Regions from separate parts of the Homo sapiens genome. Here region 2 is linked to region 1. The links are chromatin loops, found by intact Hi-C in ENCODE. Cell type or tissue: mammary epithelial cell. All regions are shown on one strand. Each heading gives the region's core, and the rest is flanking DNA. Links, peaks and the distances in the headings are about the cores only. Region 1 overlaps EPHA1-AS1 (EPHA1 antisense RNA 1). Region 2 overlaps EPHA1-AS1 (EPHA1 antisense RNA 1).

What was found. A loop is a pair of places that touch in the nucleus more often than their neighbours do. Peaks named below come from ENCODE experiments on the same cell type or tissue, not always from the same donor. Only the 100,000 strongest peaks of a DNase experiment are listed, where the experiment ranks them.
Region 2: it touches region 1 in a loop (2.4-fold over the local background); 3 of 110 quality-filtered maps call a loop at or near these places.

The regions. Positions count from the first base shown.
Region 1 is chr7:143,415,592-143,418,507 of GRCh38, reverse strand. All of the region lies in intron 2 of EPHA1-AS1 (EPHA1 antisense RNA 1), which reads right to left. Among named protein-coding and RNA genes, the nearest start is that of EPHA1, 8.2 kb to the right of the region's middle. In mammary epithelial cell, for the core only: a CTCF peak has its summit at 1,756 (motif pointing right); a DNase peak (open chromatin) is centred at 2,517; H3K4me3 peaks cover 242 bases; H3K27ac peaks cover 1,048 bases.
Region 2 is chr7:143,511,357-143,514,272 of GRCh38, reverse strand. All of the region lies in intron 3 of EPHA1-AS1 (EPHA1 antisense RNA 1), which reads right to left. It also overlaps the pseudogene OR10AC1. Among named protein-coding and RNA genes, the nearest start is that of TAS2R41, 35 kb to the right of the region's middle. In mammary epithelial cell, for the core only: no CTCF peak of the experiment used is centred there; a DNase peak (open chromatin) is centred at 1,472; H3K27ac peaks cover 1,197 bases.

The DNA of each region.
Region 1 (2,916 bases), core at 330-2,829:
CTCCCTGTCCTTCCATGAACCCCATGCATGCCTGCCCTGGACTTTAGGGCTGTTTCCTTGGTCTGGATTGCTCTTCCCTCTGATGACTTTTGTAGCGCATTCTTTTCCTCCTTCAATTCTTTGCTCAAAAGTTACCATATCTGTATAATAGAGCCCTCCTTATGTGATTCCTATTCCCCTAACCCTGTTTTAATTTTTCTCCCAGTGTGTCTCACCATCTGAAGAATGCATTTTGTTATTTTTTTATGTACTGTCTGGCTCCTCCCCCTAGAATGTACACTCAGGGAGGGTGGGGTTTGGGTTTTTTTTTTTTTTTTCTATTTTGTTGTTTGCTGGTATATCCCCAGCACTTAGAACAGTGCCTGACTCATAATAAGATCTCAATAAATTTTTGTTGAATGAATGAATAAAAACTGCCTATTGAAGTCATTCTACTAGGCTCAACACAAAGGCCACCTTTTCCCATACAGTTCCTGTCAAAATTAGCCTCCTGTATTCCCTTGGCCACTTGCTTCTGCCTCCACCTTAGGGCTTACCTCTTTCACATGGTGCATCCCCCTCCCACAGAGGTGCTCCTGGAAGGTAAATGAGTCCATTTGCATGTGAAGAAGCTCAGTCTCAGAGAGGTTAAGAGAAATGTCCAAGGCCTTACACATAGGAGGCAGAGAGCTAGGAGTCTACAGAATCCAAAGGCCACTAAATACCCATTCCATTAACTCCTAGTGCTTCTCAAAAACAAACAAGAACTTTCTAAGCAAACACTCAGTACGGTGGGTATCAGGTTTTAATTTTGGTCTAATATTTAGTACTTCCCCAGAACTGTTGAAACAAAGAAGAAAGGAAGGAAGAAAGGAAGAGAGGGAGGGAGGGGAAAAGCTTCAGTCACTTCTTAATTGAGGCTCTGTTCAGACAACACAGCAGCTTCAGTGTAAGAAGACTTAATCAGAGCCAGGTGCGGTGGCTCACACCTGTAATCCCAGCACTTTGGGAGGCCGAGGCGGGCGGATCACCTGAGGTCGGCAGTTCATAGACCAGCCTGACCAGACCAGCCTGACCAACATAGAGAAACCCTGTCTCTACTAAAAATACAAAAAGGTAGCCAGGCATGGTGGCACATGCCTGTAATCCCAGCTACTTGGGAGGCTGAGGCAGGAGAATTGCTTGAACCTGGGAGGCGGAGGTTTCGGTGAGCCGAGACGGTGCCATTGCACTTCAGCCTGGGCAACAAGAGTGAAACTCCGTCTCAAAAAAAAAAAAAAAAAAGGATTGCTTAAAGCCAGGAGTTCAAGACCAGTCTGCCAACATAGTGAGAGCTCATCTCTTCAGAAAAAAAAAAGTTAGAGTGTAAGCATCTCTCTCTAGCTTACAACCTAACAGACACACTACAAACAGTGGGCACCATTTTTTTCCCAGCCAGCGCCTCCTAGGTGACTTGGTTTCTGGTTTTTTCATATGTATCCAAAGCAGAAAGCCCAAAAGTGAGGCAACATGGTGGCACACCCCACCCTCCCTTCCTCACCTGGTCAAAAGTCTATCATTACTGTGATGACTAGGTCAAGTTAAGAAAGCTACTTCCTAGCCTAAGGGCCTACCATCTTTATAATAGTAGGAATATATAAAAATCGCTGTCACTTTCATATCATGTTGATAAATATTCCCATGGTATTCTAAGATTTTATAAACAGAAATTATCTGTGGCTCTCACACCCAGAATTTGAAGATATAGGTGCAATTACCAAATTTTCCCACTAGGTGGCTCTCATAGTTTATGACCCATGGCCTGGATCGCCTAAACTCAGGGATAGATTTGGAAATGTGTACATTAATTTCTTAACAGAGGTGGTTGTTATCTATATGTTCAAATGTGTCTGTGTCTGGGTAAGTAGATTTATAATACTTTCAAACTAGAACTTGTTAGAAAAAGATATAAATTACCCTATTACGATCCCTTTATAAATAACTTCTTCAAAGCAAAATGTAAAAGAAATCCAATCTGTGCCCAATTAAGAGGTCCCATACTTATCAAATACTTCTTTTACAAGACAACAATATAATATTACCTCCTGACAACAGAACCAGTAACTTCAAATAGTAAGCATGGGTTATGCCGATCTTCTTCCCAACCCTCTGTAGAAGTTACAAGAACTCCTAGCCTAGCTAGAAATAAAACTGAATGTTTTTCAAATAAATTATGCTTGCTTAATGCAGAAGACAGAGCTGATAGTTTATTTCAGCCCTCTCTTCTCGCAGGCTAGCTAAATTAAAATGGACTTCAAGACATGGCTGATTTATCACTTTCTCTTTCCCTCCTGAGCTCCAACCAGTACACTTTTTGACAAGGACCAAGCTATCGCTGTGCTCCCGGGGGATTCCAGTATTTAACACTTGTCTCAACCTGTTCTTATTAAATTTCTGTCATGCCCCAGTTCACTGAGACACATTTGTTCTCTTCCTTTCCCTCCCTCACTTCTACCAGCCCAAGCATTAAGGCAGCGTATTAACTTCTCAGGTTAGCAACACTATCTTCTCAGGCAGTCAAGCAAACAAGTTCAGGTGGAAACACAATGATTTCTCATGAGACGCGCACAAATATCATCGTAAGATATTTGAGTCACAGCCACTTCACATGACTAACCCCTCCACATTTTCATTTCATGACTCAAGAAATCAAATGAAATATTAGAACAATTGGGAATGGTTTTATTTGTACTTTGGTATGAGATATGTGCGGAATGGGGGTAAGGAAGGTATTGAGATAAAGGCTTGTATCTGAATACACACTTGGATATAATGCACAACCCTGTGTGAATTCCCGTTTGACTCCCTTTTTCTCTCCCAACAGCTCCAGAAACGAGCCCATCTCACTCCCTGTGGCTGCTACCATCCACCCTTCAACTTCAGCTTCCCCTTCCACGT
Region 2 (2,916 bases), core at 105-2,604, 96 kb before region 1:
ACATTCAATATCCTCCTTCCAACTATTTGAAACTATATAAAATTGTTAATCACAGTCATCCTCCAATGCTGTAGAACATAAGAAATTCTATTTAGCTGTAATTTTGTATCCTTTAACAAAGGATCTGTTCCTAGCCCCCTTCCCCCTACCTCCCAACCCCTACTATCCTCTGTTCTGCTTTTTACTTCTTCTGAGTTCAACTTGTTTTAACTTCCACACAAATGTTTTTAAAACACGATGTACCTTGAGCTGCTAGGTATTGGTGCCATCAATGGGATTTGCTTGTCATTTACATTTCTGTGTGGTATGAACCTGGAGGAAGAACTGGAATATTTCTGTTTTTTTTTTTTTCTTCTGCATTCCCTTGTGCTCATCACGCTTCTCTAAGGAGATGAAGAGGAAGAAGTAGAGAACAGAGCAGAGGCGGAGAGAAGAGAGTTGTCCTGGCACTTCAGGAATCCTCCAAGAAAGCCAGGCATCTCTCTCATGTTCATAGCAAACAATAATTGGCGAAGAGGAGGCACTCAACACAGGTTTGTTACATTTGCTCAACAGCATGAAGGGTGGCCAAAAACTGAAAAGTGAATGATCTAAAACAGATGGGAAATGAATCCACCTCCCTCAGACCTACCCAAAACCCAACCCTACTCTTCCATTAGAAGACTGAAAACATCCATTTGAAAGTGCTGCCCTCAGATAGGATGAGGAAGAGCACAGAGTGACACGGAGAAATAAAAACCCTTAGAATTCTCCTCTCAAAAAGAGGTATTTTGCAGGGCATGGTGGCTCACACCTGTAATCCCAGCACTTTAGGAGTCCAAGGCAGATGGATTGTTGAGCTCAGTAGTTTGAGATCAGCCTGGGCAACAGGGTGAAACCCCATCATGTTAGCTGGGCATGGTGGTGTGTGCCTGTAGTCCCAGCTACTCAGGATACTGGAGTGGGAGGATTTCTTTAGCTGGGGGGTTCGAAGCTGCAGTGAGCCATCATGGTGCCATTGCACTCCAGACTGGGCAGCAGTCTGAGACCTTGTCTCAAAAAAAAAAAAAAAAAAAAAAGTATTAGCAAAAGCCCAACTCTTTGCATTCCTTCCAGTTCTTTCATCTGATTTTCCTGTTGCCCTTTGACCCAGGTTTATTGCTCTTTTACTCTAGGATATAACAACTATGAAGAAATTCCACTTCCAACATTGATTAACAGTGATTTTAAGAGCAAATAGTTGAGCTTACATTTAAAATTAAAAATTAATAAAAGAGAGAGCTCATTAATATCGATTGGAAAAATTAAACCTCCTCCTCCAGCTTGCATGACCTCAAATCTCTTTCCACCTCCTGGTTCTTCCATCCCAAAGGATTATGAGAAATGCAGCTGACCTGCACACTGTCACTGTTTTCCAAATGTTACTTGCAAATGAGTCACCGTATAATGCTTAGAACGAAACTGTGTTCTGATGGCAAATTTGGAATGTACTGCTAACTAAAAGTCAAGTTAGAACAAATACACGTCCCTTTTCTCACGTTGACAAAGCATTAATAAAAATGTTAGGGACATATTGTTCCTGATGCACCCAGGGAAGCCCTCCCACAAAGCATGTTCTGCTGCTTTAGTGCCTGCCCCAGAGCCTGGCACAGATCTGGGTGTCTACTTAAAACTAAACAAATGTGGATTATCTTGACCTGAGTGACCTTTTTTCAGGACCTGGGTCATAGAAAGTTTTGGATTCAGCCTCAGAATGCAGATTCCGTTCCTAACTTCCTGTGAGCAATACGTCCTTCAACAATCCCCTTTCCCTCCAACCTGAACTTTATTTTCCTCCTTAAAATTAGGAAGTTACATGAGATGATCCCTAAGGCCCTCACCTGCATTGTGTTTTTGTGATTCTGTGATACATCACAGAAGGCAACTTAGAAATGACAGAACAGGGCAGGCAGGAGAAGACAGAAGCGGGAACTAAAGACATTTCCTGCCATGGTGGTCTCAAGACTGCAGCAGACACTATACTCACAGCCCTATAGGACCCACAAAATAATAACTGGACTATAGAGGCACATGAGCTAAAACCCAGGCTTCTTTTGAAAGAGCACGTTGAGAGGGCAGCTATAGGAATTCTTGTCCAGGAGGCAGCAAAAACTGCACTCTTTTTCTGAACAAGTCAGTAAGACTTCCTTGTGAGGAGGACTGGGGGTGGTGGGCTGGGAATGGACCCATGAACTGTTGCGACCTCTCTGCAGCCACCATTCCTGGTCCAGCCTCTACCTTCCACCCGACTCCTCCTCCACGCGCAGGGCCAGAGCATGCGTACCCGACAAGCTCTGCCCTCCTGTGCCTCTCTTCTACAGGTGCCTGTGGGCGGGCTCGTGCATGGACAGTCCCAGCAATGCCACCGTGCCCTGTGGCTTTCTCCTTCAAGGCTTCTCCGAATTCCCGCACCTGAGACCCGTGCTCTTCCTTTTGCTGCTGGGGGTGCACCTGGCCACCCTGGGCGGGAACCTGCTCATCCTGGTGGCCGTGGCCTCGATGCCAAGCCGGCAGCCCATGCTGCTCTTCCTGTGCCAGCTGTCAGCCATCGAGCTGTGCTACACGCTGGTGGTGGTGCCCCGCTCCCTGGTCGACCTGAGCACGCCGGGGCCACCGCAGGGGCAGCCCTATCTCCTTCCTGAGCTGCGCCTTTCAGATGCAGATGTTTGTGGCTCTGGGCGGGGCCGAGTGCTTCCTGCTGGCCGCCATGGCCTATGACCGCTACGTGGCCATCTGCCACCCGTTGCGCTACGCGGCCGTGGTGACCCCCGGGCTGTGCGCGCGACTGGCTCTGGCCTGCTGCCTCAGGGGACTGGCGGTGTCCGTGGGGCTCACGGTGGCCATCTTCCACCTGCCTTTCTGCGGCTCCCGCCTGCTGCTGCACTTCTTCTGCGACAT